4 separate regions of the Homo sapiens genome follow, and all the other regions are linked to region 3. Evidence: chromatin contacts called from ENCODE Hi-C or POLR2A ChIA-PET data. All regions are on one chromosome and are shown on one strand. The core of a region is the stretch at or near the end of the contact, and the rest is flanking DNA. Distances in the headings are between cores, read along the strand shown. Region 1 holds the start of NBR2 (neighbor of BRCA1 lncRNA 2). Region 2 holds the start of ODAD4 (outer dynein arm docking complex subunit 4). Region 3 holds the start of PSMC3IP (PSMC3 interacting protein). Region 4 holds the start of NBR1 (NBR1 autophagy cargo receptor).

What was found. A loop is a pair of places that touch in the nucleus more often than their neighbours do. ChIA-PET counts read pairs that join two places held with the same protein, here RNA polymerase II (POLR2A). Pooled maps may share reads with other maps.
Region 1: a pooled map shows a loop between it and region 3 (13-fold over the local background). The contact joins the promoter of NBR2 here to the promoter of PSMC3IP in region 3. A Hi-C loop is called at or near these places in 9 of 50 pooled maps. POLR2A ChIA-PET finds 5 or more read pairs at or near these places in 2 of 52 experiments (GM12878 and H1).
Region 2: a pooled map shows a loop between it and region 3 (6-fold over the local background). The contact joins the promoter of ODAD4 here to the promoter of PSMC3IP in region 3. A Hi-C loop is called at or near these places in 5 of 50 pooled maps. POLR2A ChIA-PET finds 5 or more read pairs at or near these places in 3 of 52 experiments (AG04449, activated CD4-positive, alpha-beta T cell and naive thymus-derived CD4-positive, alpha-beta T cell).
Region 4: a loop to region 3 is called in a pooled map, with 13 times the contacts of the local background. The contact joins the promoter of NBR1 here to the promoter of PSMC3IP in region 3. A Hi-C loop is called at or near these places in 2 of 37 single-sample maps with no recorded cell type and 11 of 50 pooled maps. POLR2A ChIA-PET finds 5 or more read pairs at or near these places in 1 of 52 experiments (activated CD4-positive, alpha-beta T cell).

Annotation. Positions count from the first base shown.
Region 1 is chr17:43,124,307-43,129,574 of GRCh38, forward strand. It overlaps NBR2 (neighbor of BRCA1 lncRNA 2), which reads left to right and starts at 1,251. Exons shown (of 8, transcript NR_138145.1): 1 at 1,251-1,464. BRCA1 (BRCA1 DNA repair associated) reads right to left here and starts at 1,058. Exons shown (of 23, transcript NM_007294.4): 1 at 965-1,058. RefSeq lists silencers at 354-389, 2,413-2,430, promoters at 1,043-2,799, 1,043-1,309, cis regulatory regions at 1,110-1,132, 1,294-1,302, 1,979-2,008, 2,359-2,388 and enhancers at 1,110-1,132, 1,239-1,368, 1,265-1,289, 1,419-1,508, 2,437-3,250.
Region 2 is chr17:41,927,726-41,932,762 of GRCh38, forward strand. It overlaps ODAD4 (outer dynein arm docking complex subunit 4), which reads left to right and starts at 2,892. Exons shown (of 12, transcript NM_031421.5): 1 at 2,892-3,112. The coding sequence starts at 2,999. It also overlaps a transcript of ACLY not described here. RefSeq lists enhancers at 2,015-2,918, 2,631-2,720, 2,901-3,000.
Region 3 is chr17:42,573,859-42,578,998 of GRCh38, forward strand. It overlaps PSMC3IP (PSMC3 interacting protein), which reads right to left and starts at 3,871. Exons shown (of 8, transcript NM_016556.4): 1 at 3,795-3,871; 2 at 3,603-3,703; 3 at 3,355-3,444; 4 at 241-352. The coding sequence starts at 3,828. RefSeq lists a silencer at 3,783-3,832 and an enhancer at 4,133-4,222.
Region 4 is chr17:43,167,061-43,172,495 of GRCh38, forward strand. NBR1 (NBR1 autophagy cargo receptor) reads left to right here and starts at 4,154. Exons shown (of 21, transcript NM_005899.5): 1 at 4,154-4,242. LOC101929767 (a long non-coding RNA gene) reads right to left here and starts at 3,343. Exons shown (of 2, transcript NR_110868.1): 1 at 3,066-3,343. It overlaps LOC124900391 (a long non-coding RNA gene), which reads right to left and starts at 3,904. Exons shown (of 2, transcript XR_007065760.1): 1 at 3,356-3,904; 2 at 1-789. It also overlaps a transcript of BRCA1 not described here and the pseudogene BRCA1P1. RefSeq lists enhancers at 2,975-3,184, 3,455-3,504, 3,755-3,864, 4,185-4,294.

The sequences.
Region 1 (5,268 bases), core at 1-2,500, 550 kb after region 3:
TAAATTCTGAATTTTTTCACATATTGCTGCCAACCCCTTGGGTCTTTTCCTTTCTCCAAGAAAGAGAAAGCTACAGAGGAGTGACTGACCGGGTAGGTGGTGGTAGCCTTAGCTTTCTCCAATGTTTCTGGTTGTTTTCTTTTTCTTGCATAAAACCAAAATCAACAACGACCAAACCAACACCAATCAAGGCCTCCCCGCCCCTAACCTTTCCCAGTGACCTGCTCTCATCTCTGGATCCTCCTCAAGCACATCCCTGCCGGCAGCATCTGTTACTACTGACGCTCCTCTACTTCCCTCTTGCGCTTTCTCAATGGCGCAAATGGATCCAGTTCTTAAGTTCTCCCTCCCACAAAATCCTGTCTCCTCCCCTTCCCAGACATATTCCTGGCACCTCTTCTTCCACAAGGTCCCATCCTCTCATACATACCAGCCGGTGTTTTTTGTTTTGTTTTGTTTTGTTTTGTTTTGAGACAGTCTCGCTCTGTCGCCCAGGCTGGAGTGCAATGGCGCGATCTCGGCTCACTGCAACCTCCGCCTCCCGGGTTCTAGCGATTCTCCTGCCTCAGCCTCCTGAGTAGCTGGAGCGGCACCACGCCCGGCTAATTTTTGTATTTTTAGTAGAGACGGAGTTTCACCACGTTGGTCAGGCTGGTCTGGAACTCCTGACCTCATGACCAGCCGACGTTTTTAAAGACATAGTGTCCCCCTCAAGGCATATTCCAGTTCCTATCACGAGGATTCCCCCACGGACACTCAGTGCCCCCTTCCTGATCCTCAGCGCTTCCCTCGCGACCTACAAACTGCCCCCCTCCCCAGGGTTCACAACGCCTTACGCCTCTCAGGTTCCGCCCCTACCCCCCGTCAAAGAATACCCATCTGTCAGCTTCGGAAATCCACTCTCCCACGCCAGTACCCCAGAGCATCACTTGGGCCCCCTGTCCCTTTCCCGGGACTCTACTACCTTTACCCAGAGCAGAGGGTGAAGGCCTCCTGAGCGCAGGGGCCCAGTTATCTGAGAAACCCCACAGCCTGTCCCCCGTCCAGGAAGTCTCAGCGAGCTCACGCCGCGCAGTCGCAGTTTTAATTTATCTGTAATTCCCGCGCTTTTCCGTTGCCACGGAAACCAAGGGGCTACCGCTAAGCAGCAGCCTCTCAGAATACGAAATCAAGGTACAATCAGAGGATGGGAGGGACAGAAAGAGCCAAGCGTCTCTCGGGGCTCTGGATTGGCCACCCAGTCTGCCCCCGGATGACGTAAAAGGAAAGAGACGGAAGAGGAAGAATTCTACCTGAGTTTGCCATAAAGTGCCTGCCCTCTAGCCTCTACTCTTCCAGTTGCGGCTTATTGCATCACAGTAATTGCTGTACGAAGGTCAGAATCGCTACCTATTGTCCAAAGCAGTCGTAAGAAGAGGTCCCAATCCCCCACTCTTTCCGCCCTAATGGAGGTCTCCAGTTTCGGTAAATATAAGTAATAAGGATTGTTGGGGGGGTGGAGGGAAATAATTATTTCCAGCATGCGTTGCGGAATGAAAGGTCTTCGCCACAGTGTTCCTTAGAAACTGTAGTCTTATGGAGAGGAACATCCAATACCAGAGCGGGCACAATTCTCACGGAAATCCAGTGGATAGATTGGAGACCTGTGCGCGCTTGTACTTGTCAACAGTTATGGACTGGAGTGTTATGTTTTCGTATTTTGAAAGCAGAAACTAGGCCTTAAAAAGATACGTACAACTCTTTAGGGAGACTACAATTCCCATCCAGCCCCAGGAGTCTGGGGCAAGTAGTCTTGTAAGGTCAGTGGCCTGCGGGGACGCAGTGAGCGCCGAATTTGCCTGGGGCAGGGGAAATGCGCTCTGGCCCATGTCTGCGCACTCGTAGTTCCACCCCTCAGCCCCAGTGTTTGTTATTTTTCGGGTTCAGCTTGCTTTTGCCCCGTCTCCGTCGACGCAATCGCCACCAGTCAATGGGGTGGTCGTTTTGAGGGACAAGTGGTAAGAGCCAATCTTCTTGGCGAAAACGCGGAGAAACGGGACTAGTTACTGTCTTTGTCCGCCATGTTAGATTCACCCCACAGAGATAGCGGCAGAGCTGGCAGCGGACGGTCTTTGCATTGCCGCCTCCCCAGGGGGCGGGAAGCTGGTAAGGAAGCAGCCTGGGTTAGCTAGGGGTGGGGTCACGTCACACTAAGAGGGTTTGGAGAAGTTCAAGGGAGGAATCCTGCAAAGAAGAGGGGCGACTTTTTCCGTGTCTCCGGACAGCTAATCGTTTTAGTGACAGGATGAGAGAGCCCTTCGTGTTCTGAGGGACCGAGTGGGCGAAAAGCGCCGGAGAGTTGGAGAGTCTGTGGTTCAGAATGCGAGGTGACAACGTGCTAGCAGCCCTCGCTCGCTCTCGGCGCCTCCTCGGCCTTGGCGTCCATTCTGGCCGTGCTGGAGGAGCCCTTCAGCCCGCCACTGCGCTGTGGGGGCCCCTCTCTGGGCTGGCCGAAGCCAGAGCCGGCTCCCTCTGCTTGCGGGGAAGTGTGGAGGGAGAGGCGGGTGTGGGAACTGGGGCTGCGCGCAGCGCTCGCCAGCCAGCGCGAGTTCCAGGTGGGCGCGGGCTCAGCGGGCCCCGCACCCCCGGCCCCGGGCAGTCAGGGGCCTAGCACCCGGGCCAGCAGCTGCAGAGGGTGCGCCGGGTCCCCCAGCACTGCCGGCCCGCCTGCACCCCGCTTGAATTCTCACCGGGCCCCAGCCGCCCTGCACAGGGCAAGGCTCAGGACCTGCAGCCCGCCATGCCCGAGCCCCCTCCCAACCCCTGTGAGCTCCAGCGTGGCCTGAGCCTCCCCGACGGGCACCGCCCCCTGCTCCTCAGCGCCCGGTCCCATCGACTGCCCAAGGGCTGAGAGGAGTGCAGGCGCCCGGCACAGCCCTGCGCAGGATCCACTAGGTGAAGCCAGCTGGGCTCCTGAGTCAGATGGGGACTTGGAAAACTTTTATGTCTAGCCTGAGGATTTTATATGCACCAGTCAGCACTCTGTGTCTAGCTTGGGGTTTGGGGATGCACCAATCAGCACTCTGTATCTAGCTAATCTGGTGGGCACTTGGAGAACTTCTGTGTCTAGCTAAAGGATTGTAAATGCACCAATCAGTGCTCTGTGTCTAGCTCAAGGTTTGCAAATGCACCAATCAGCACTCTGTGTCTAGCTAAAGGTTTGTAAACGCACCAATCAGTGCTCTGTGTCTAGCAAATGTAGTGGGGACTTGGAGAATTTTTATGTCTAGCTAGAGGATTGTAAATGCACCAATCAGCACTCTGTGTATATCTAGCTCAGGGATTGTAAATGCACCAATCAGCACCCTGTCAAAACGGACCAATTAGCTCTCTGTAAAATGGACCAATCAACAGGATGTGGGTGGGGTCAGATAAGGGAATAAAAGCAGGCTGCCCCGCTGGGTGCCAGTGGCTCACACCTGTAATCCCAGCAATTTGGGAGGCCTAGAGGGGTGGATCACGAGGTCAAGAGATCGAGACCATCCTGGCTAACACAGTGAAACCCCGACTCTACTAAAAAGACAAAATATTAGCTGGGTGCGGTGGTGGGTGCCTGTAATCCCCTCTACTGGGGAGGTTGAGGCAGGAGAATGGCGTGAACCCGGGAGGCGGAGCTTGCAGTGAGCCCAGATTGCACCACTGCATTCCAGCCTGGGTGACAGAGGGAGACTCCATCTCAAAAAAAAAAAAAAAAAAAAAAAAAAATGCAGGCTGCCTGAGCCAGCAGCAGCAACCCGCTCTGGTCTCCTTCCACGCTGTGGAAGCTTTGTTCTTGTGCTCTTTGCAATAAATCTTGCTGCTGCTCACTCTTTGGGTCCGCATAGCATTTATCTGCTGGTAACACCGACCGCAGAGGTCTGCAGCTTCACTCCTGAAGCCAGCGAGACCACGAACCCACCAGGAGGAATGAACAACTCCAGACGGGAGGAACGAACAAACTCCAGACATGCCGCCTTAAGAGCTGTAACACTCACCGCAAAGGTCTGCAGCTTCACTCCTGAAGCCAGCGAGACCACGAATCCACCAGAAGGAGGTAACTCTGAACACGTCCGAACATCAGAAGGAACAAACTCTGGACACATCATCTTTAAGAACTGTACCACTCACCGTGAGGGTCCGCAACTTCATTCTTGAAGTCAGTGAGACCAAGAACCCACCAATTTCGGACACAAGAACATCCGGCTTCTACTGATGGAAGGCCACGACTCCTCAGTAGAAAGAGGGCCCAGGCAAAGAAAATGAGAGAGAGTCCTTGGGGTGGTGACACTATCTTGGGAACATGGAGTGCTAGGAAACGATAACTGGAAGACTAGGATGAAATCTGCAAGTTAAAAAATGACACTACCCATATATCCTTCTCATCCCATTCTCCTTTTTTCGAGACCCCGTTAAAGAGATCTTGGTTAGGGACCTTTGGTTTTGGAAAGGCACTGTTTCTCCTTTTTGTCAAACACTCAACTTTCAGGCCACACTTTTTTTTTTTTTTTCGAGACAAAGTCTCGCTTTCTCAAAGACCAGCCCAGGCTGGTCTTGAACTCCTGAGCTCAAGCGATCCTCCTGCCTTGGCCTCCCAAAGTGCTGGGATTACAGGCATGAGCCACCACTCCCGGCCTCAGCTTGGATAACTTGGCTTGTACAGGCCTCTGGTGGAGACAGTAACCAAAGTTCGGGTTGCCAGGTTTGTTTCATTAAAGGGATTTTGTTGAGGCTGAAAGAAAAAAAAATCGATGTGGAGGAAAAGCTAACTTGTGCCAAGACAAGGTGAGTCAGTCACATGGACTTAACAATAATGTCAATTATGAAAGCTGAAGGCCTAGGACCCAGCTATCTGACTCTACTGGCTGTAGACCTAAGGAGCAGGTAGGGTTAACCATAGCTTTCGTGTTTACACACGTTCAAGATTAATGCTCTTGCTGAAAGAATTTTTTTACATGCCAGCCAAAGAGAGTTCCTTATGGAGACCTGGATATGGTCCAGCTAAGCTAGAATCTCCCACTTCCTGTTTTCTCTTAGTTGGCCCACCAGCTGGAGGAGCTCCAGAATATCTAAATTAATTTCCAATTGTGTAATTTGAGAAAAAGAGACGAAGATTAATTTCCCTAACGAGTAGGGAAGTGTGTTTCTTTTTTTTCTTTTTTTTTTGAGACTGAGTCTCGCTCTGTCGCCCAGCCTGAAGTGCAGTGGCACGATCGCGGCTAGTGCACTGCGAACTCTGTCTCCCGGGTTCAC
Region 2 (5,037 bases), core at 1,642-4,141, 650 kb before region 3:
GGAGGCAGAAGAATCACTTGAACCTGGGAGGCAGAGGTGGCAGTGAGCTGAGATCACGCCACTGCACTCCAGCCTGGGTGACAGAGTGAGACTCCATCTCAAAAAAAAAAAAACTCAATATTTATATTTAGACAGGCATGGTGGCTCACATCTGTAAGCCTGGCACTTTGAGAGGCCGCGGTGGGAGGATTGCTTGAGTTCAGGAGTTCAAAACCAGCCTGGGCAACATGGCAAAACCCTGTCTCTACCAAAACAACACAAAAATCAGCTGGGTGTGGTGGTGCGTGTCTGTAGTCCCAGCTACTCAGGAGGCTGAGGTGGGAGGGTGGCCTGAGCCCAGAAAGCAGAGGTTGCAGTGAGTCAAGATCTCACTACTGCACTCCAGCCTGGTGGACAAGGCCAACTCTCTCTCAAAAAATAAAAATAAAAATTAATTAAATACATATTTACATTAAAATATTTCCAGTTGATTTTTGTATATAGTGTGAGGTAAGGATCAAGGTTTTTTATTTTGGATTTTGTCTTTCCATATGGCTATCCAATTGCTTCAGCACACATTTGTGGAAAAGAGTATCCTTTCTCCATTGAATCTCTTTGGCAACTTCATTGAACATCAATTGATCATATATGTGTGGATCTATTTCTGTTCCATTAATCCATATATATTTACATATTTATGCTAATACCATTACCGTAGCTTTAAAATAAGTCTTGAAATCACAGAATTTAAGTTCTCTTTTGTTCTTCTTTTTCAAAATGGTTTTGGCTATTTTAGGTCTTTTGCATTTCCACATAAATCTTAAAATCAGCTTGTTAATTACTGAAAAAAAAAAAAGGCTGCTGGGGCCAGGCACAGTGGCTCATGCCTGTAATCCCAGCACTTTGAGAGGCTGAGGCGGGCAGATCACCTGAGGTCAGGAGTTCAAGACCAGCCTGGCCAACATGGTGAAACCTCATCTCTACTAAAAATACAAAAAATTAGCTGGGCATGGTGGTGTGCACCTGTAATCCCAGCTACTCAGGAGGCTAAGGCAGGAGACTAGCTTGAAACCGGGAGGCGGAGATTGCAGTGAGCCGAGATCACATCACTGCACTCCAGCCTGAGTGACAGAGTGAGACTCCACCATAAAAAAAAAAAAAAAAAAGCTGCTGGAGTTCTGATTGGAACTGCACTGAATCTGTAGATCTCTTCCTTGCAGGAGGTTTTTTTCTGATTAATCCTGGTTGCTCCAGCAACAGTCCTCAACTCATCAATGAGCCCACCTTAACTTAGAACAGGACCAGTTTCACTGCAGGTCCTTAAACCTGTTGCTGCTCCTTAAACACCCTGTGAATGTACACACCTCCAGCCTTTGCACATGTTATTTCCTTTTTTTTTTTTTTTTTTGAGACAGGGTCTTGCTTTGTTACACAGGCTACAATGCAGTGGCCCAAACATGGCTCACTGCAGCCTCGACCTCCCACGCTCAAGTGATCCTCCTGCCTCAGCTTCCTGAGTAGCTGGGACTACAGGCACACGCCACCACACCCAGCTCACTTTTGTATTTGTGGTAGAGACAGGGCTTCGCCATGTTGCCCAGACTGGTCTCGAACTCCTGAGCTCAAGCGATCCTCCCACCTCAGTCTCCAAAGTACTGGGATTACAGGCATGAGCCACCACACCTAGCTCTCATTCTCTACTTACGTCTACTGGGCTCCACCATACTCACCCTCAGCTCAAATATTACCCCTCTATGAACATGTCTCTAACCCATCCCAGACCCTGGCTGAATCATTCATTTGCCTGGGTTTCACACCACTTTGTCCTCATCTCCCTCACAGGCACACAGAACTTTTAATTACTAGTTAATATCACTTAAGTGGCCGTTACTTGTTTATACATCTTTCTCCCCTATTAGATAAAACTCCTTCAAGCAGGGACCATATTATTTCTTATATTTTGAATTAAACCTTTTGAGATAATCATAGATTCATATGCAGTTCATAAGAAATAAATACAAAAGAGATCCCATGTACCCTTTTCCCAGTTTCTCCCAATGGTAACATCCTTAAAAACTTTAGTACAATAACACAACCAGAAAATTGACACTGATACAATCCACTGATCTTACTCAAATATCCCCAGTTTTACATGTATGCCGTGTGTGTGTGTGTGTGTGTGCATTTGTAGTTAAAGACATCTTTTTACTATTTAAACTTTAACAATGACATTAGGACGTTTTGGAAGTAACGTAGTAAAGGCAGTTAAGCAAGCTACTTAGGGTATCGTTGGAGCCCAGAAGAAGCACCTAGTCCACTTTTGGAGGAGTGGTGATGGTGAGGGAATGGGGAAGGACGTCAGAATATGCCTTGGTCAAGGCCCGCTACTAGTAGCTGCTCAAATAACTGCGTTAAATTATGTTGAACCCAACGTTATTTTCCATGTTTTCTTATGCAAATCCTCGCATCCCTGAGTGTTCCATTATTTTCATATTTATTTGGCAGGTGGAACATTCGAGGCTGGGAGCCCTTACATGCCCCGCGAGAGGTCACGCAGTTAGGAAGTGACAGGAGCGAAGTCAGCCCAAGTCTGCTGACTCCAAGCCCAGTGCTCTCTCCCCCTAATGGCGGTACGCCGTGCACATATCCTTACCACGTATGCCTCATCCCTATTCGGAACTTTGCCTCCAACCCTCTTCCTGTTTTCTTGGCTGTCTTACAAGGGAGCCTTTTCAGGCAGCAACTCCAGAGAGAACCGCCAGAGCGTGCAACAGCAAACACTAACCAGCCCAGCCGTCAGCCACGCAATCATCACTCCCTGGCCCAGTGCGCGGCAGAACTGGCGCAAGCGCACGCCGGCAGGTTGTACCCAGAATCCGGGCCCTTGCCAGACGGGGGCGGAACCGGAAGTCGCTGTACATCTCATGGTTGCTAAGAAACGGAGCTTCCACAAACCAGATAGAGGTTCTCCAGCTTTTCTTTGATTGTCTCTGCTTTAGCGTCTCTAAATCCGGTCACCATGTCGGACCCCGAAGGCGAGACCTTGCGAAGCACCTTTCCCTCTTATATGGCCGAAGGCGAGCGGCTCTACCTGTGCGGGGAATTTTCTAAAGCCGCGCAGAGCTTCAGCAACGTGAGTCGAGCTCTCAACCTATCCATCACCCCATCACCCGTCACTTTTTTTTTTTTTTTTTTTTTTTTTTTTTGTGACGGAGTTTCGCTCTTGTTGCCTAGGCTGGAGTGCAATGGCACGATCTCGGCTCGCCGCAACCTCCGCCTCCCGGGTTCAAGTGATTCTCCTGCCTCCACCTCCCAAGTAGCTGGGACTACAGGCGCGTGCCACCATGCCCGGCTAATTATTTTGTCTTTTTAGTAGAGATGGGGGTTTCACTGTGTTGGCCAGGCTGGTCTCGAACTCCTGACCTCGTGATCCACCCGCTTCGGCCTCCCAAAGTGCTGGGATTACAGGCGTGAGCCACTGCGCCTGCCCCCTGCCCTCACCTTTTGATTGCAGATAACACTGAGGTCTTGATGATGCCTGGAGGACCCTGTTGTTTCTATTATTCACTGATTTTTGATGGACACACTGCTGTCACAGATAAGCCCTGTGGTTGGCCATTTTCTACCAGTTCCCACTTGCAATCTCCATTCTCTGCGTTAACAGTGACCTTTTCCTCCACTTTTACTTAAATGTTTCATGATTAACCGGCCTCCTTCCACAGAGCAGCCTTACCTTCCCATCATTTGCTGGCAGATTGGATGGGAGGTTGCATGCAGAAGCCTCAATGTCCCCAGCACACCGTTGCTTATAAAAGGTGGCCAGTAAGCAACATATGATTATTATTATCAATTTTGAGACAAAGTTTTGCTATGTTGCCCAGGCTGGAGTGCAGTGGCAAGATCTCAGCTCACTGCAACTTCCGCCTCCCCAGGTTCAAGCGATTTTCCTGCCTCAGCCTAGGGAGTAGTTGGGATTACAGGCATGTCCCACCACGCCTGGCTAATTTTTGTATTCTTAGTAGAGACAGGGTTTCACCATGTTGGCCAGGCTGGTGTCGAACTCCTGACCTCAAGTGATACACCTGCCTCGGCCCCCCAAAGTGCTGGGATTACTGAGGTGAGCTGCTGCACCAACCAGCAACATTATTATAGTAACCCTAGTATAAATTGCATCATCCCACCCTAAGGGGATTGGGTGATGGTTTTTGTTGTTGTTGTTGTTGTTGTTGTTGTTGTTTTGGAGACGTAGTCTTGCTCTGTCTCCAGGCTGGAGTGCAATGGTGCGATCTTGGCTCACTGCAACCTCCACCTCCTGGATTCAAGTGATTCTCCTGCCTCAGCCTCAGGCACACTGCTAAGCAGACTGGATTTTTGTTGTTGTTAAGATGGAGTTTTGCTCTTCTTGCCCAGGCTGGAGTGCAGTGGCGCAATCTCGGCTCACCCCAACCTCCACCTCCCAGGTTCAAGCGATTCTCCTGCCTCAGCCTCCCGAGTAGCTGGGATCCCAGGCATGCACCACCATGCTCGGCTAATTTTGTATTTTTAGTAGAGACGGGGTTTCTCCATGTTGGTCAGGTTGATCTCGAACTCCCCACCTCAGGTGATCCCCCCCCACCTCAGCCTCCCAAAGTGCTGGGATTACAGGCGTGAACCACCCCACCCAGTGCATACTCAATTTTATAGATTAGGAAATATACAGAAGTTGAGCAACATGCCCAAGGTCGCTAAACTAGCAAGTGGCAGAGGAAGGATTCAAAGCCGGGCTCAGACTCCAATGCTGAGGTGCTAACCACAAAACTACACATCTGACATCTGCATAAGGAAACTGTTGTTTTTTTTTTGTTTGTTTGTTTTTTCAGAGACAGGATCTCGTTCTGTCTCCCAAGCTGGAATGTGGTGGCACAATCACAGCTCAATACAGCTTCAAACTCCTGAGCTCAAGTGATCCTCCCACCTTAGTGTTCCAAGTAGCTGGAGCTACAGGCTTATGCCACCACGCCTGGCTAATTTTTTCTTTTCTTCTTTTTTTTTTTTTTTTTTGTAGAGATAGGTGTTTTG
Region 3 (5,140 bases), core at 2,621-5,120:
GGAAACGTGGGGACAGTGTACTGATAATCGTGGCAGGGAGAACAAATGCGTATCTTGTCCATTTGTTGGTACACAAAAGCCGTTAGTTATCCTACATTTCTTTTTATGCCTAAGGGAGCCCAGCAAAGGGGTCTTAGCTGCAACAAGATGCTGCAGTCATTGAACCATTCATTTAGTAATTCCTGACCTCTAGAATGAACCTAAGCCTATGGGCACTTTGGAGGGGCTACCCAGTCCTACCAGCCTCCATGTAGCGGCAGCTCTGCTGCAAGCTCTGCACCTTAGCAGTGAGGGCCACGATTTTGCCATCTAGGACTTGAAGGTCAGCATCACTCACCATGTCAAACTGGTCCTGCCAGACAAAGAGGGAAAATACAAGTGAACTGTTGTGAGGCACAAAGATGGGAACACACACCTGGGAAGGCACCATTTGGATATGCTCAGGAACCAGCCACACCCCAAAGTCTCCAGAGGGTCTGCAGAAATAGTGGGAGAGTACTTTTGAGAAATTGTTTTCAGTTAAGGAGCGGCCCCACTAAAAAGGTAGGAAAGAAAAGCTGAAATCTAATGCTTGTCCTTAAGCTACTAGGTTGACAGGATACTGATTAGGACAGAAATCTTCCCATTTAGTGATAAAACCACTACCTGGGCTGAAGCAGTTAAGTAACATTGTTCCCACGGTGGGGAAACCTAGATCATGGGTTTCCATAATAGATAGAAACTGGACAGGTGAAGAAGCATGATGGATGGGATGGATGGACTTCTTTTCTTCTTCCTTCCTGTCCTTTCTTCCCATCCTTCTTTCCACCTTCCTCTCTCCCTCCTTCCTTCCTTCCTTTTTCCTCCCTCCCTCCCTCCTTCCCCCTCCCTTTCCCTCTCTCTTTCTCTCTCTTTCTCCCTCCCTTCCCTCTTTTCCTCTCTTTCTTTCTCTGTCACCCAGGCCAGAGTGCAGTGGTGCAATCTTGGCTGACTGCAACCTCCGCCTCCTGGCTTCAAGCGATTCTCATGCCTCAGCCTCCTAAGTAGCTGGGATTACAGGCGCGCACCACCAAGCGCAGCTAATTTTTGTATTTTTAGTAGAGAAGGGGTTTCACCACGTTGCCCAGGCTGGTCTCAAACTCCTGGGCTCAAGTGATCCATCCGCCTCAGCCTCCCAAAGTGCTGGGATTACATGCATGAGCCACTATGCTGGGTCTTGGGATCCATGTAGATAAGGGATTCCAGTAAGTCTGAGGAGCTTCTCTCATGAGGGGCCATTGCTAGAAAAGAACTGCACTGGGGATCAGTGTGGGGGTGGGGGAGGTCACATCAGTTGGTGATGGGGAGCAGGTTGAAAAAGTATGCCAGCCAGTGCAGTCTGGACTCTACACTTGGGCAAGGTGAACCTATAGGGCAGAGGCCAGCAAACTATGGCCAGCAAGCCAAATCCTGCCAGATGCATGTTTTTGAAAACAAAATTTTATTGAAACAGCCCCACCCGTTCATTTACATAGTCTACAGCTGCTTCTGTTCTACAGTGGCAGAGGTGAGTAGTTGTGGCAGTTGTACAGCCAGCCATGACAAGAGATACATATGGCCCACAAATCCTAAAAATACTGTCTGGCCATTTGCAGAAAAAGTTTGCCAAACCCTCCTTTAGAGAATTATCTTTAGATGAGTAACACAATGCAGCCTGTTTTAGGAAAGTCAGCCTTAAAAGTGGTTTGGTTCAGTTTAACGAGTAATATCTGCTGGATGTTAGATACTGCGGAGGTGCTGATCAGATAAAAATGAATTGAGAAATGGGGTCTGCCCTAGAGGAACTTCAGTTGAATAAAGGAGACAAGTAAAAATTGTAATACAGCATGCCTCAAAAGAGGTAAGGGCCAGGCTGGGCACAGTGGCTCATGCCTGTAATCCCAGCACTTTGGGAGGCCGAGGCGGGTGGATCACGAGGTCAGGAGATCAAGACCATCCTGGCTAACACGATGAAACCCCATCTCTACTAAAAATACCAAAAAAAAAAAAAAAAAAAAATTAGGCTTCGTGGCGGGTGCCTGTAGTCCCAGCTACTCTGGGAGGCTGAGGCGGGGGAATGGCGTGAACCCAGGAGGTGGAGCTTATAGTGAGCCGAGATTGTGCCACTGCACTCCAGCCTGGGTGACAGAGCGAGACTCCGTCTCAACAACAACAACAACAACAATAACAAAAAGAGATAAGGGCCTGAAAAAGAAACAATTAGCTCGGAGCATTCAAGGAAGATTTCTGGAAAAGGTGATGTCTAAGTGAAATCCTCAAGGAAAGAAAGAGCTGGCCAGGAAGAGAAGCAGGTACAGGGAAGACAACATGCAAAGGACAGAGCAGTAAAACACACCAGAATTATCTAGTGTTCGTGGATAGAAAAATAATGAGGATTGGTGAGGCCAGAGGCTGGCTGGGGCGTCTTCCGGTGCCTTTTACATGTTTTTTGCAGCACTAGAGAGCCATTGAAGAGTTTTAAATAGGGAAGGTGCATGACCAGATCTATTTAGACAGATCATTCTGACTGCAATGTTTAAGAGTTTAAGATATGTTTGAAGAGCCAAGATCTGTTAGGAGGATACTGCAACAAATAAAGAGGGCGTGAACTAGAGCAACCATGGCAGATGGAAAGGAGAGTGGATTCAAGAATGGAAAAATTAGCCAGGCTCTGTGGTTCACGCCTGTCCTCCCAGCACTTTGGGAGGCCAAGACAGGAGGATCACTTGAGCCCAGGAGTTGGGACCAACCTGGGCAGCACAGTAAGACCCATCTCTATAAAAATTAAAAAAATAAATAAAAACGGAAAAATCAGCTGGACTTGATGGTTGACTAGTAAAGGAAGTCAAGAATTGCTCCCAATTTCTGGTTTGGGTGAAGAGTAATTCCATTAGGGGAGGAGAATGTTAGAAAGAAACCAGTCCGGGGTGGGGGGAAGATGAGGCATTCTACTGTGGCAATTTTGACTCTGATATTAATGCCTGACAGATTCCAGCTGGAGGTCTGGGCTGGAGAATATAAATTTGATATGTGTGTTTAGAGAATCGGATGGAGGCAGGAGGAACATCATTTGGCAGAGGGTGTTGCTAATGTAGATGATAAGGAATAAGAGCTTTGGAGCGGAAATGGATCTTGGTAGCAACAATACAGAATCTTCTGTCATCCATCATATTGTAAATCTGGAAACCTCGTGAAGTTGGGATCCTAACAAGAGGAGTACACACCTTGATTTAAGGATGGTGGCCTAAGACAGGTGAGTTTTCCATGGGGGGCCTTGTCCCCAAAGAGTTCACACCAGGAGTAGATTCACCCGTTGTCGGGCTCTCATGGGTGACAATCGGCGCAAGTTCTCCTCACCTGATCCGCAAAATAGATCTTCTGCTTGCCGTACATCTTCTCTTTGATCTTGCCTTGTTGCGCCAGCTGCTCCAGCGTCTTCACCACCACCTGGCAGAGGAGAGAGAAGGAGCAATCAGAGGAGTCTGAGCCTGGGTCTGGGGAAATCCAGCCAGTGATGTGGAAAACGCCCAAGGCTCCAAAGGGCACGACCCCAGCCTGAATCCAGGGAGTCCGACGGAGAGGGAATCCCGGGAGAAGGTCCTCACCGCCTTGCCCAGTCCGTGTTCCCGCTGTAGGTTCCCGAACACATCCTGGGAGCTGTAGGGCCGGTTCTGCTCCTGCAGGTACCTCAGGAGGATCCCGGCGGCTACGGAGAGAAAGGCAGGGGAGGGGGCCACTCAACCGACCTCCTCACCCACTGCCCTCCCGGGTCTTCCCCGCGCCCACGGCGCCGTTACCTCCCGCCGCAGCTTCTGCCCGGCCTTTACTCATCGCCTTTCCCGCCACCCAACTCAGAAAGCCGGACGTTGTAGTTGCTCGGGGCGACGGCTCCTTCCGGCGACGGGGGCGGGCCTCGAACGGTGATTGGCTGAAGGGGAAGCCTTCCGGAGGAGCAAAGCGACCCCTCCCGGACTCCATAGTTCATTTCAGGTCGGAACTTGCGCATTCGGGCCGGACCTCAAGCCATGGGCCTCTGCGAAGGCGCCGGCGTGCCCACGGCTAAGAAACTTCCTCTTTCTGCTCCCGGGAACGAAGGCTGTAGCAGAGAAGGCCTTCAAGTTTCGAGACCCAGTTCCAGCCGCAGCTGAGCACTGGTGACCTTGAATTAAGTCTAATGTTGGGATTGGAAGACGCTTCAGACATCCGCTGCCGCCCTGGGCAAGCGACCAGCTCAAGGTTACCCCACAGGGACGTGCTCTGGTCCCACGGTCCAGTGCTCTTTTGTCGGTTAGTTTTGTCATTTGTAAAATAGGAACAGTAGATAGTGGTAGGAAAGTGGTTGTGAAAACTTAATAGAAAGCTAAGCGCCTTGGTCGGGCGCAGTGGCATGTCACCCCTGCAATTCTATCACTTTGGGAGGCTGAGGCGGGCGGATCGTTTGAGCCCAGGAATTCGAAACCAGTCTGGGCAATATGAAACCCCATCTCTGCAAATAAAGTACAAAAAATTAAGAGTGGTGGCGCGCTTCTGTGGTCCCAGCTACTCTGGAGGCTGAGGTGGGAGGGTCACCAGAGCCCCGGACATCGAGGCTGCAGTGAGCCACTATGAGCGCGCCACTGCACCCCATCCTGGCGACAGAGCGAGACGCAGTCTCGAACAAAAAAAAAAAAAGTGGGAAGGGGGGACAGCTAAGCGCCTTGGAGAGCAACCACCCTTATTTGCCTAATACCGAGCTTCGCACCCAGGGGGCACTCGACACCTACTGTAGTTTGGACGCCAAGGAACGATAGGGTTAGGAGGGGGCTACTGTTCAACCACAAAGCTTGTGGAAAAGTTTGTTAGCCCAGACAATCTCAGGGCAACACCTGGCAGGTGCTTTCCACCCCTGACCACAGTGGCCAATGGGACAGAGCCTGAAATAAATATTTCTAGTTTCTGAGGTGAGCTGAAGGCCAAAGAGCAGCTGTCCCTGCAGCTCAGACCATCCAGTGAAGGAGTAAGGTGCTACTTTTTAAAGCCTTCTGCTACCTACAACCTCCTTAGCCTTTAAAACGTGTGCTTGTCTCTGCACGTTTAGGAGACAATATTAAGAATTAGAAATGAAAGGGCCGAGCGCGGTGGCTCACGCCTGCAATCCCAGCAC
Region 4 (5,435 bases), core at 2,904-5,403, 590 kb after region 3:
ATACAGTGCTCTGGCGAGGCGTCCCAGTGGGGCAAATGCCTAACCAGGAGCGCCCTCAGGATCCGTGTTGCTCGGGCTGGTTGGAGTCCCCTGCAGGGATGTTCCACAGGGCAGGTTTAAGCCGCCTAAGGAGCTGCCTTGACCATCCGCCATTCACCTCGCTTCCCAGTCAGGGAACCAAGAAATCGAGCTGCAGACAAAACTTATCAGACACCGAGTTAAAGAAGGAAGGGGTTTATTAGGCCAGGGGCATCGGCAAGACTCCGGTCTCAAGAGCCAAGCTCCCCGAGTGAGCAATTCCTGTCCCTTTTAAGGGCTCACAACTCTAAGGGGGTGCACGTGAGAGGGTCGTGATCAATTGAGCAAGCAGGGGGTACGTGACTGGGGGCTGCATGCACCAGTAACTAGATCGGAACAAAACAGGAAAGGCATTGTCACAGTGCTTTTCTATACAATGTCTGTAATCTATAGATAACATACCAATCAGGTCAGGGGTTGATTTTTAACTACCAGGCCCAGGGTGTGGCACCTGGGGTGTCTGCTTGTGGATGTCATTTCTGCCCTTTAGTTTTTACTTTTTCTTTCTTTGGAGGCAGAAATTGGGCATAAGACAATATGAGGGGTGGTCTCCTCCCTTACACCATGTTAGCCAGGATGGTCTCGATCTCCTGACCTCGTGATCTGCCTGCCTCGGCCCCCCAGAGTGCTGGGATTACAGGTGTGAGCCACAGCCCCCGGCCTCATTCATGATTTATTTTGCCATTTCAAGTGATGGAGCTGGTTTTAGAGCTAGAAGAAAACCAAAATGCCAGTTAATCTAAACTAGATTCCTGCCCCAGTGCAGAACCAATCAAGACAGGGTCCCTGTCTTTCAGGGACCACAGGATTTGTGTTGAAGAGGAGAGGAGTGGGAGAGGCAGAGTGGATGGAGAACAAGGATTCATTTTCTATACTTTTAAAGTTCTTCAGTTAAGAAAATCAGCAATTACAATAGCCTAATCTTATTAGACATGTCTTTTCCTCCCTTCTATGTAAGGTCAATTCTGTTCATTTGCATAGGAGATAATCATATAGGAATCCCAAATTAATACCCTCTTCTGGTGACTTACCAGATTGGACACTGTAAGATTTTCTGCATAGCATTAAGGACATTTTGTACTTCTTCAACGCAAACAGCAGATAAATCTATCTCTTTCTGTTCCAATGAACTTTAACACATTAGAAAAACATGTATCTTTTAAAAAGGTTTAGAAAAATGACAACTTCATTTTATCATTTTAAAATAAGGTAAATTGGGCTGGGCGTGGTGGCTCACGCCTGTAATCACAGCACTTAGGGAGGCCGAGGCGGGCGGATGACCTGAGGTCGGGAGTTCAAGACCAGCCTGACCAATACGGAGAAACCTCGTTTCTACTAAAAATACAAAAAAATGAGCCAGGCATGGTGGTGCATGCGTGTAATCCCAGCTACTCGGGAGCTGAGGCAGGAGAATCGCTTGAACCCACGAGTCAGAGGTTGCGGTGAGCCCAAATCACGCCATTACACTCCAGCCTGGGCAACAAGAGCGAAGCTCCGTCTCAAAAATAAATAAAATAAAATAAGGTAAATTTAAGATTTGGAAGGTTTTAGAATAATACAAAATCCTTTAAAGGTTCTAGAAGTTGCTTTTTGTAATTAGACAATATAAATTCTGTATTTTTTCACATATTGCTTCCAACCCTTTGGGTCTTTTCCTTTCTCCAAGAAAGAGAAAGCTACAGGGGAGTGACTGACCGGGTAAGTGGTGAGCTTTCTCCAATGCTTCTGGCTGTTTTCTTTTTCTTGCATAAAACCAAAATCAACAACGACCAAACCAACACCAATCAAGGCCTCCCTGCCCCTAGCCTTTCCCAGCGACCCACTCTCATCTCAGGATCCCCCTCAAGCACATCCCTGCCGGCAGCATCTGTTACTACTGACGCTCCTCTACTTCCCTCTTGCGCTTTCTCAATAGCACAAATGGATCCAGTTCTTAAGTTCTCCCTCCCACAAAATCCTGTCTCCTCCCCTTCCCAGACATATTCCTGGCACTTCTTCTTCCGCAAGGGCCCATCTTCTCATATATACCAGCCGGTGTTTATTTCTTTGTTTGTTTTTGAGACGGAGTGTCGTTCTGCCACCCAGGCTGGAGTGCAATGGCGCGATCTCGGCTCACTGCAACCTCCGCCTCCTGGGTTCAAGCGATTCTCCTGCCTCAGCTCCTGAGTAGCTGGCGCGCGCCACCACGCCCGGCTAATTTTTGTATTTTTAGTAGAGACGGGGTTTCACCACGATGGTCAGGCTGGTCTCGAACTCCTGACCTCGTGATCCATCCGCCTTGGCCTCCCAAAGTGCTAGGAATACAGGCGTAAGCCACCATCCCCGGCGACCAGCTGATGTTCTTATACACATGGTGTCCCCTTCAAGGCACATTCCAGTTCCTATCAGGAGGATTCCTCCTCGGACACACTGTGCCCCCAACCTGATCCTTAGTGCTTCCCTCGAGACCTACAAACTGCCCCCTTCCCCGGGGGGTTCACAACGCCTTATGCCTCTCAGGTTCCGCCCCCGCCCCTCGCATAAGAATACCCATCTGCCTAGCTTCGGAAATTCACTTTCCCCCGCCCGTCCCCCGGAGCATCCCTTGGGCCCCTGTCCCTTTCCCGGGGCTCTTCTACCTTAACCCAGAGCAGAGGGTGCAGGCCTCCTGAGCCCAGGGGCCCAGTTATCTGAGAAACCCCACGGCCTGTCCCCCGTCCAGAACGTCTCAGCGAGCTCACGACGCGCAGTCACGTTTTTTTCCCCCCCTCTACACTGCAGATGTGGCTCCCAATGTTGACGTTGGCCAGGACCTTTGCAAACAAGCCAGGCCAAAAAGTTTCAATATTTACACTGGCTGCTTTAATAAGGGCATTGATCTTATCCTCCGTAAAGGTCACCTCATAGTCCTGCAGAATGAGGGCAGAGTAGATGCAGGCAAGCTGGGAGACGGAGGCCATAGCGCGGGCGAGTGTGGGGCTGGGGCTGCCGGACGCGGTGCTACTCACCGGATGAAGTGAGGGTCTCACCCCAACGCGGCCTTAGCTTCCTCGGAAGGACCGAACACCTTGGCGGCAGCCGAGGAAAGGGGTTCCACAGTTTTAATTTATCTGTAATTCCCACGCTTTACTGTTGCCACGGAAACCGCTGAGCAATAGCCTCTCAGAATAGGAAATCAAGACACAGTCAGAGGAAGGGCGGGACAGAAAGAGCCTAGCATCTCTCGGGGCTCTGGGTTGGCCACCCAGTCCTCCCCTGGTGACATAAAAAGAAAGAGACGGAAAAGGAAGAATTCTACCTGAGTTCGCCGTAAAGCGCCCGCCCTCTCGCCTCTACGCTTCCAGTTGCGGCTTATTACGTCACAGTAATTGCTGTACCAAGGTCAGAATCGCCACCTGAGGCCTGAATATCAGCGTAAGATAGTGTCCAAAGCAGTCTTAAGAAGAGGTCCCATTACCCCACTCTTTCCGCCCTAATGGAGGTCTCCAGTTTAGGTAAATAAAAGGATTGTTGGGAGGTGGAGGGAAAGAACTACTATTTCCAACATGCATTGCGGAACGAAAGGCCTTGGCCACACTGTTCCTTGGAAACTGTAGTCTTATGGAGAGGAACATCCAATACCAAAGCGGGCACAATTCTCACGGAAATCCAGTGGATAGATTGGAGACCTCCGCGGGCTTATACATGTCAACAGTAATGGATTGGAGTGTTGTTATGTTCTCCTATCTTGAGAGCAGAGACTAGGCCAAAAAAAGATACCTACAACTCCTAGGAAGACTACGATTCCCATCCAGCCCCACGAGTCTCGGGCAAGTAGTCCTCTAAGGTCAGTGGCCTGCGGGGACGCAGTGGGCGCCGAATTTGCCTGGGGAAGGGGAAATCCGCTCTGGCCCACATCTGCGCACTCCTAGTTCCGCCCCTCAGCCTCAATGTTTGTTATTGTTGTTCGGGTTCAGGTTGCTTCTGCCCCGCCCCATCGACGCAATCTCCACCAATCAATGGCGTGGTCGTTTTGAGGGACAAGTGGTGAGAGCCAATCATCTTGGCGAACACTCGGAGAAACAGGGGACTAGTTACTGTCTTTATCCGCCATGTTAGATTCACCCCACAGGGATAGCGGCAGAGCCGGTAGCGGACGGTCCTTGCATTGGCCTCCGGCAGGCGCCCCCCGGGGGCGGGAAGCTGGTAAGGAAGCAGCTGCGGTTACCTAGGGGTGGGGTCACGTCACGCTAAGAGGGTTTGGGGAAGTTCAAGGGAGGAATCCTGCAAAGAAGAGGGGCGACTTTTTCCGTGTTTCGGGACAGCTAATCTTTTTAGTGACAGGATGAGAGAGCCCTTCATGTTCAGAGGGACCGAGTTGGCGAGAAGCGCCGGAGAGTTGGAGAGTCTGTGGGTCAGAACATCCGGCTTCTACTGATGGAAGGCCACGACTCCCCAGTGGAATGAGGGCCTAGGCAAAGAAAATGAGAGAGCCCTCGGGGTAGTGACACTGTCTTGGGAACATGGAGTGCTAGGAAACGAAAACTGGAAGACTAGGATGAACTCTGCAAGTAAAAAAATGACACTACTTACACATCCTTCTCATCCCATCCTCGTTTTTTCGAGACCTTAAAGAGATCTCCTTGGTTAGGGACCTTCGGTTTTGGAAAGGCACTGTTTTTCCTTTTTGTCAAACACTCAGCTTTCAGGCCACACTTTTTTGAGACAGAGTCTTGCTTTCTCAAAGACCAACCCAGGCTGGGCTTGAACTGCTGAGCTCAAGCGATCCTCGTGCCTTGGCCTCCCAAAGTGCTGGGATTACAGGTATAAGCCACCGCTCCCGGCCTCAGGTCACACATTTTAAAGCCTGGATAACTTGGCTTGTAAAGGCCTCTGGTGGAGACAGTAATCAAAGCTCAGGTTGCCAGGTCTGTTTCATTAAAGGGATTTTGTTGAGGCTGAAAAAAAAATCGACGTGGAGGAAAAGCTAACTTGTGCCAAGCAAAGGTGAGTCAGTGGCATGGACTTACAATAATGCCAGTTATGAAAGCTGAAGGCCTAAGACCCAGCTATCTGACTCTACTGGCTGTAGACCTAAGGGGCAGATAGGGTTAACCATAGCTTTGGTGTTTACACACGTTTAAGATTAATGCTCCTGCTGAAAGAATTTTTTTACATGTCAGCCAAAGAGAGTTCCTTATGAAGACCTGGATATGGTCCAGCCAAGCTAGAATCTCCCACTTCCTGTTTTCTCTTAGTTGGCCCACCAGCTGGAGGAGCTCCAGAGTATCTAAATTTCCAATTGTGTAATTTGAGAAAAAGAGAGGAAGATTCATTTCCTTCACAAGTAGGGAAGTGTGTTTCTTGAAGTTGGAAAGTGATATTTCAGAATACCCACT